2 separate regions of the Homo sapiens genome follow, and region 1 is linked to region 2. A link is an interaction called in ENCODE POLR2A ChIA-PET data of the cell type or tissue named here. Cell type or tissue: IMR-90. All regions are shown on one strand. Each heading gives the region's core, and the rest is flanking DNA. Links, peaks and the distances in the headings are about the cores only. Region 1 overlaps SRSF11 (serine and arginine rich splicing factor 11). Region 2 has its middle 76 kb from the start of CTH.

Region 1 (4,397 bases), core at 317-4,316, 240 kb before region 2:
GCCTCAGCCTCCCGAATAGCTGGGATTACAGGTGTGTGCCACCATGCCTGGCTGATTTTGTATTTTTAGTAGAGACTGGGTTTTTCCATGTTGGTCAGGCTCATCTCAAACCCGCGACCTCAGGTGATCCACCCACCTTGGCCTCCCAAAGTGCTGGGATTACAGGTGTGAGCCACCATGCCCGGCCATTCACCACTTGACTCTTAAACCTTCACTCCTGGCTTCATCTCTTCTGGAACCTAGTTCTGTCAGTTGTCTGCCTTTTCTTAGTGTCCGTTACCCCTTAGTTTTTACCAAGGGTTAGATAAAACCATTTCTCCTATTTATTGTCAGGATTTTTGAAAGAGCAGTGTGACTTGAATCCTAGACTTTGTCACGTCTCTATTAAAAGCACTTATATCATAAAATATCTAAAAAGTCACATTTCTGTCTCAGAGATGATCTTTTCACTCTGTTTTTATCTTTTAATATCATTTTCTTATTTTAAGTCATTTCTTGAAGTATTACAGGGGTTATCCTGTATGCTATGTCTGTTTATTCCCTGTCACCCACCTTATCCCACTGTCTTATTCTTAGAGTTGTCTTTCAGAAACCCAAATACAGATCATGTCACAGATACTGAGAAGTTCCTTATTGCCTTGATAAGGTGATACATAAAACCTTAGAATGGCTTTCAGGGTTCTTTACTATTCCGTCTGGTTTATCTTTTTACACGTGTCATTTGCCACTCCAAAAGTTACAGGACTAATTGCCTCAACATACCATTTTCTTTATGTCTTCATGTTTCTGCTCATGATCCTTTCTGCCTAATGCTTTTCCACATCTTCCATTTCCGCTTTGAGGAACTCCTTTTTCTTTCTTCAAGATACAATGCTTGCAGTCTTAATCTTCCATGACAGTGCTCTCATAGTTTAGTTTAACCTCTGCAATAGGATATACCTCATGATTACTACAATTTATATGTGTTTCCTTTTACCAAACTCTTAGGAAAAAGGAGAGCCTGGGCCGGGTGGGGTGGCTCACGCCTGTAGTCCCAGCACTTGGGGAGGCCGAGGCGGAGGATCACAAGGTCAGGAGATTGAGACCAGCCTGGCCAACATAGTGAAACCCCGTCTCTCCTAAAAACACAAAAATCAGCTGGGTGTGGTGGCGCGCGCAGCTGTAATCCCAGCTACTCAGGAGGCTGAAGCAGGAGAATCGCTTGAACCCCGGAGGCGGGGATTGCAGTGAGCCAGGATGGCGCCACTGCACTCCAGCTTGGTGACAGCGAGACTCCGTCTTAAAAAAAAAAAAAAAAGGGAGAGCCTGTGTCTTTTTCTTTATATTAAATCTTACTGGGACTCTCTCATTTTAATATTAATTACTTTACTATGACCAGTGAAAAGTAGAAGTGAAATATGTCCCTGAATCCAGATACTTGTAATACATCGTAACAGAAATCATTGTTGTGGGTTGTGGTAACCCTCACCACACACACACACCCCCCACACCCCACACCCCCACCAGGCTCAAGCCATCCTCCCACCTCAGCCTCCTGAGCAGCTGGGACTACAGGCATGCACCACCACACCTGGCTAATTTTTGCACCTTTTTTTTTTATGTAGAGACAGGGTTTTGCCATGTTGCCCAGGCTGGTCTCGAACTCCTGAGCTCGAGCTGTTTGCCCACCTCGGCCTCCCAAAGTGCTGGGGTGACAGATACAAGCCACTGAGTCCAGCCCAGTTGTAGTATCAAGCATCACATAGTGTGTTAAATGACCATGACTTTCACAAGCTTTTTGACTTTATTAAAAATATGTTACACTAATCTCTTTTGCTGGTTAAAAGCTCATATGAACTAGTAAGTGTAGAAAAGTGACGGTAGTACATTCCCCTTTGAAAACAACTGTTTAATCTCTTAAGGTTATGATTCTGATATTTTATATGCCTATATTTCATTCAAAGTATATTATTGGTGCCTTTTATTTAAATCAGGCAGTGTAGTAATTGCTCAAGAATACAGTCATGAAAAGACTTACTTCCCATGTCTTTGTGGAGCCTATGGTAGGGTAGTTAAGTAGATAAAAACATCTTAGGATGTGGAGATGTTATTGCAAGGAATTGTTTAGTAAATAGTTTCAAATATGGCTGAAAATAAGAGATTAAAATTAAAGTTAATTGAGTTCAATAACTCAAATAGTTTATTGAGGCATTACTATGGGTTTTGAGGCAGTTGTTTTAGGGAGTTATGGCAACAGAAGCTATATTAGTACATCAGTAAGAGGAAAGAAGGACATCAATATTTAATGTACAGTCCCCTCCGTATATGCAGGGGATTGGTTACAAATCCATCTATACCAGAATCCATGCATACTCAAGTCCTCTGGAATCCACATATAGGAAAACTCAGTCCTGACTATACATGGGTTCCTCATCCTTCAAATACTGTTTTTAATCCACATTTGGTTGGTGGCAAAAAAAAAAAAAAAAAAAAAAAAAAAAAAAAAAAAACACAGTGTGTAGGTGGAACCATGCCGTTAAAGCTCATGTTATTCAAGGGTCACTTGTGTGTGCCTACACTAAGGCACCGAGCTAGACTCTATATACTGCATTTAATCTTTGTCATTATTTGGTGATAGAGGTGTTACTATCCTTGACTGCTGAAGTAACAAGGTCAGAGAGGTTAGATAATACTCTTAAGTTACCTGGCTTATAAATGAGAGTTTAACACAAGTCTTTAAGATGTCCATACTCTTTCTTGTACCTTGAAAAGAAAAGTAGGCAGAAAATTTAGACTATATTTGAAATGTTGCACAGAGAGAAGTTGAATGGTCACTAAAAGTTAAGTGATCAAGACTAAGCAAAGGATTGCAACTTATTTTTAATTTTTAAAATAGAAGAGAATGGGCCGGTTGTGGTGGTTAATGCCTATAATCCCAACTCTGGGAGGCCAAGGTGGGCTGGTGGCTTGAGCCCAGGAGTTCAAGACCATCCTGGGCAACATGGCAAAACCCCATCGCTTAAAAGATAGAGGAGAATGAGTTTTAATGCAGTAGGGAGGATGACAACATCTAAAGGTTAATTGTGCTTCTTAGTCCTGGAAGAGCCAGGTCAGGACACAATGGATGGGGGCTCGGTGCAGGGAGTAGAGAAACAGATATGTCAGGGAAAAATGAGAGTAAAAGAGGCAGTTTATACAAATTGTATATATCTGTAAAAGGTCTGCATTGCCTGGAGTTTCCTAAATTGTGGATTAAAGGAGTGGAATTTGTTTCAGAGAAAAATTCGAAATAGGAGATGGCAACACAATAAGTAGTTTCTCTTTATAAAATAGAAATAATAGTGGCATTTACTTTATGGACTTACGAGACCAATTTGTAGTTTATATATAGCGTGATATAAGTATTTGATTTATGATGAGGAAGGTTTAAGCTGCACTAATGAGGAATCAAATAAGAAATACATGCTAAAATGCTATATAATTGTATAAGATGATGCAAATAAGTCATACTTTTATTCTCCTTCATGATCTAGTAGTATTTTTAACCTTGGAGTTGTAAGTACAGTGGGCATAGAAGGACCTATCTGACAGGTTGAGCAAATCATTAAAAGGTGAGGAATTCCAAGTGTTAAAAGGTATTACTAATTTCTAAGGTGTTGAAGGTGTTTGTTCTATGGGCTAAATAATAGCAAATGGAAGGGAATTATCCCCCATTTAATTGTTTAGTCCATATGTCCGAATCTTTTGTCTGATACTAAGCACAAAATTTATAGTCTTTTTACATTTATACACATGTATTGGCTTCCTTTTACACTATTAGGCGGTCAAGAAGCAGATCGAGACGGCGGTCACATTCTAAGTCTAGGAGTCGGCGACGATCCAAAAGCCCAAGGCGGAGAAGATCTCATTCCAGAGAAAGAGGTAGAAGGTCAAGGAGCACATCAAAAACAAGGTATAGCATTGGGTGAGAAAGCAAATTTTAGGGTTCCCAGTACCCCTAGTACTGTGCTACTTAGTAACAAAAGAGGTGGTTGGGGTGCGGGGCAGAGAAATAGGGCTAGACAGGGGAAGAAACTGTCAATATTTGAGTTTGAGGAGGCTGACGTTTGCTTTCTGGTGCTTCCTTGTAAACTGAAACTTCAGCTTACAGCTGAGGGCCTAAGTAAAATTTCTTAGTAGTAGGAATTGTTAGCTGTCCTGCTACCTTCTTTCATAAGAAATACCGTAACGTTTTATTTCCATCTAAAAATATATTCAAAAACCAGTCTTTTCGTGTAGAACCAAACACTTTTAAATTAGTATGCCCCCAGTCATTTATAGTTGTGAGGCATACAATTTCACAGCACTTAATTTTTTTAGCAACTGCTTTTTATCTCTTGCTAAAATATTTATCTTAATTTTCTAGAAGCAACTCTATA
Region 2 (4,397 bases), core at 69-4,068:
GCACACATAAGATGGTAGGATTCTGAAGTATTTTGAAAATAGAACCATTAGAATTTGCTGATGAATTAGTTATGGGGTGTGAAGAAAAAACAGGAGTCAAGCAAAACTAAATATTTTGGTCTCATCAACTGAAAAAAGTATCTACTATAACCATGTCACATAATTCATATTTATTTGCTTATTCTTTGCCTTCTTTCACTAGTGGTTTGAGGTCAAGGGCTTTCTCTTTTTTCCTAGCAACTGGAAAAATACCTGGAGTGTAACATATTTTAAGTATGTTAAATGAATAAATGTCTAAGTATTTCTGTGGCATACACTTCACAGGTGTGAAGTTACATGGAGTTAAAATGAATGTATACATTTAATTTCAGTATGTTTGGAACTACCATCCAATTTCCCAATTATAATTCCACTAACTATGCGTTAGAATGTTATGGCTGCAAATGAATGAGCAGTATGGTAGGCAGAATAGTGGACCCCCAAAGATGTCCATATCCTAATGTCTGGAAATTGTGAATATGTTATCTTACATGGTGAAAGGGACTTCGACTTTGTGGTTAAGGTTAAGAACCTTGAGACGGGGAGAGGCTGTGGTCAGAGAGTGATGTGATAGCAGAAGACAGAAGTAGGATCACAGAGGTATGACATTGCCGACTTAGAACAGAGTAAAAGTAAAAGTGGACATAAGCTGAGGAATGCAGGAGGCTCTAGAAACCAGAAGAGGCAAGAAAGTGGATTCTCCTCCAGAGCTTCAGAAAGGTATGCAGCACCTTGATTTTAGCCCGGTGAGACCATGTAAGACTGTGAACTTAAAGAACCTTATGATAATATATCTGTGTTTTTGAAGCTATTAAACTTGCAGTAATTTATTTCAGCAGTAACAAAAAACTAATATGAACAACATTTCAACCAGCAGGTGTTTGTGAGGATGGTGGTATGTCTGATGAAAAGATAAGAATGAGCAAAAATGGGCCGGGTGTGGTGGCTGATACCTGTAATCCCAGCGCTTTGGGAGGCCAAGACGAACGGATCACTTGAGTCTAGGAATTTGAGACCAGCCTGGGTGACATGGTGAAGCCCCATTTCTACAAAAAATATAAAAATTAGCCGGGCGTGGTCACACATGCCTGTAGTTCCAGCTACTTGGGAGACTGAGGTGGGAGGATTGCTTGAGCCCAGGTGGCAGAGGTTGCAGTGAGCTGAGATCACTCCACTAAACTGCAGTCTGGGCAACAGAATGATACCATGTGTCAAAAAGAAACAAACAAACAAACAAAAATGAGCAAAAATGGAGGCAGATTACATCACCAAGATAGTGGAATAGAAGGTAACCCTCTTATATCCTCCCAACAAGAAGAAATCTACACCAAGACATAGTTAAAAGTCACTCTATAAGAGCCTCAGTATTCAGGTAGATGCTTGTGAAACCCTGATGGAGTCCAAGACCTAGAAGGATCGTTTTGAGAGTCCAGACTGACAGTGCTGTCAAGCGGTTGATTCACCAAGTTTGCACCTGGGTTCAAGCCCAGAAGTGGCCTAGTCCTCCAAGGTGCTTGGCTCTAGTTCCATTTGGCTTTGAGCCTGCAACCAAAACCATCTGCCAAGGGGTCCAGAAGGAATTGAGCACACTAGTTCCTTGGCAGAAAGGTTAGTCTGCCTGCTGATATCAGTCTGGGCATGGAACCTGAAAGTTGCTGTATGGCTCTGGCCCAGCCTTCTTCAGCTGAGGTCCCAGCTCAGAGCTGCTTATAAAAGGGCCCAGAGGGATACTTACCCATCTCTTGCAGTCTGGTAGTCTGAGCCTCCCTGATGTGCTTGCCAACCTTGATCCCACAGCAGACCCTGAGCCAGTCCCAGCTCAGGGCCCTCCTTCTGCGATCAGGGAACTATCTCATCTGTGCAGGGAAGTCCTGGGAGACACACACACCTGCCTCTGAGTCACTGAGACTGGGCTGTCCAGCTTCTGCATCACAGCAGATCCTGAGGGAGCCCAGTTTTAGTTCTGGCCTCTCCTGCTGGAGTTTGGAAGCTATCCTGCCTGAACTGAGACCTGCTGGGAGACAAGCACCTTTCTGGCCCTGTGAGATGAGCTCTCCAGCCTCTGTCCAACAGGAGCTCCTGCCAAAACACAGTCTCAGCTCTGACCCCTCTTGCTGTAATCAGGGAACTATTCCATCTGTTCAGGGTTTTTCTGAGACACATGCACATTCTGAGCCAATGAGTCAGGGCTTTCCAGCCTCTATCCCACAACAGAACCTGAGGAGGCCAAGTTTCAGCTCTGGCCCCTCCAGCTGCAGTCAGGGAAATACTGCATCTGCAAAGTAACTTGCTGGGCAACACCCACCCCTCTGAGTTAAGATGGAGCTCTCTAGCCTCTGTCCCATAGCAGATCCCAAGGGGGCCTGGTCTCAGCTCTAGTCCTTCCTGCTGCAGCCAGGAACTATCTTGTTTGTGCAGGCACATGCTGAGAGATGCATACCTGTCTGAGTCAATGTGGAAGGCGTGCTATCCCTTCCACATTGGGGCCCAGTCTCATCTCCAGCCACTGCTGTTGTATTTGACGAATGACCCTAGTTGTGTAGGGACCTTTTGGGTGATGCATGCACATTACAGTCAATGAATTGGGCCTGCCAGCAGATCCCAAAGAGGCCCAGTTTCAACACCAGTCCCTCACGCTGCAGTCAGGACACATATTGACTGTGCAGAGGCATGCTGGGAGGTATACATGTCTGGGCCACCAGGGCAGTCTTCTGGACTCAAGACCTTGGCCAGAATTCCCATACAGCCCCAATACCCTCCTTGGGTCTTCCCTGGGTCTATCTGGGCCAGAAAGCCATGCCACCTTCTCATGAGACTCATAGCAAACCTGGGCTTAGAGCATCCTCTAGTGTTGAGATGGTTGCAATGGCCGCAGTCTCAAAAAACACAACAGTCAGTGATAAGGTTTCGCTGTTGCCTCCACTCAAAATCTCATCTTGAATTGTAATCCCCACAATCCCCATTATCCCTATAATCCTCACGTGTCAAGGGCGGGACCACGTGGAGGTAATTAGTTCATGGAGGCAGTTTCCTCCATGCTGTTCTCATGATAATTAGTGAGTCTCATGAGATCTGATGGTTTTATAAGTGCCTGGCATTTTCCCTACTTGCTCTTCTCCTTCCTGCTACCCTGTAAAGAGGTGCCTTCTGCCATGATTGTAGGTTTCCTGAGGCCTCTCCAGCCATGTGGAACTATGAGTCAATTAAACTTCTTTCCTTTATAAGTTACCCAGTCTTGGGCAGTTCTTCATAGCAGTATGAGAATGAACTAATACAGTCAGTATACTTAGAATCCCTGGAAGGCCTTTTGAAGGAGGACAGGCACAAACAAAGCCAGACTGCAATGACTAAAATAAACATCCAATCCCTGAATGCACAGACGTTGTCACAGATCCACAAGTATTAGGAACATTCAGGAAGATATGACCTCCCCAGAAAATAAGGTGCCAGAGACTGACTCTAGAGTGATAGAGATGTGTGATCTCTCAGACAAATAATTTAAAAAAGCTGTTTTTAGGAAGATCAATAAATTTCAAGAAAATAGAGATAATTCAGAAATTTATCAGAGATATTTAATAGGAAGATTGAAATAATAATAATTAAAAGTTTTCAAATCTGGAGAAAGATATAAATATCCAGGTACAAGAAGGTCAAAAGTCACCAATCAGATTAAACTCAAATAAGATTACCCTAAGACATATAACCAAACTCTCAAGGGTCAAAGACAAAAAGATGATTCTGAAAGCAGTAAGAGAAAAGAAGCAAATAACATGTAAGGAAGATCCAATACACTTGGCGACAGGCTTCCCAGCAGAAATCTTATAGGCTGGGATGAAGCGAAATATATTCAGAGTGCTAAAAGAAAAAAAAACCCTGTCAACCAAGAGCACTGTACCTAGCAAAACTATCCTTCAGAAATGAAGAGGAACAAATGAAACAAAACCTGAGGGAATTTATTGCTATCAGAATTGTCCTAAAAGAACCACTAAAGGGAGTTCTTCAATCTGAGCGGAAAGGATGCTAACGTGATTGTTGTACTAATGTTGAAATCATAGTGTTTCAACTATGGATATCTTTAGTAAAAAGACTAAAAGAATAAGAAAACTATTAAAAATAATAATGGCCAGGTGCGGTAGCCCATACCTGTAATCCCAGTACTTTGGGAGGCCGCGGTGGCCAAATCACTTGAGGTCAGGAGTTTGAGACCAACCTGGCCAACATAGTGAAACCCATCTCTACTAAAAATACAAAAATTAGCCAGGCGTGGTGGTGTGTGCCTGTAATCCCAGCTATTTGGGAAGCCGAGGCATGAGTATCGCTTGAAACCAGGAGGTAAAGGTTGCAGTGAGCCGAGATCA

Evidence for each region. ChIA-PET counts read pairs that join two places held together with the same protein. Peaks named below come from ENCODE experiments on the same cell type or tissue, not always from the same donor. Only the 100,000 strongest peaks of a DNase experiment are listed, where the experiment ranks them.
Region 1: POLR2A ChIA-PET joins it to region 2 with 7 read pairs; 2 of 35 experiments call an interaction of 5 or more read pairs at or near these places.

Annotation. Positions count from the first base shown.
Region 1 is chr1:70,240,885-70,245,281 of GRCh38, forward strand. It overlaps SRSF11 (serine and arginine rich splicing factor 11), which reads left to right. Exons shown (of 12, transcript NM_001350605.2): 8 at 3,800-3,931. Among named protein-coding and RNA genes, the nearest start is that of SRSF11, 22 kb to the left of the region's middle. In IMR-90, for the core only: no CTCF peak of the experiment used is centred there; no DNase peak of the experiment used is centred there.
Region 2 is chr1:70,485,196-70,489,592 of GRCh38, forward strand. No RefSeq gene overlaps it. Among named protein-coding and RNA genes, the nearest start is that of CTH, 76 kb to the left of the region's middle. In IMR-90, for the core only: CTCF peaks have their summits at 2,106 and 2,890; a DNase peak (open chromatin) is centred at 2,206.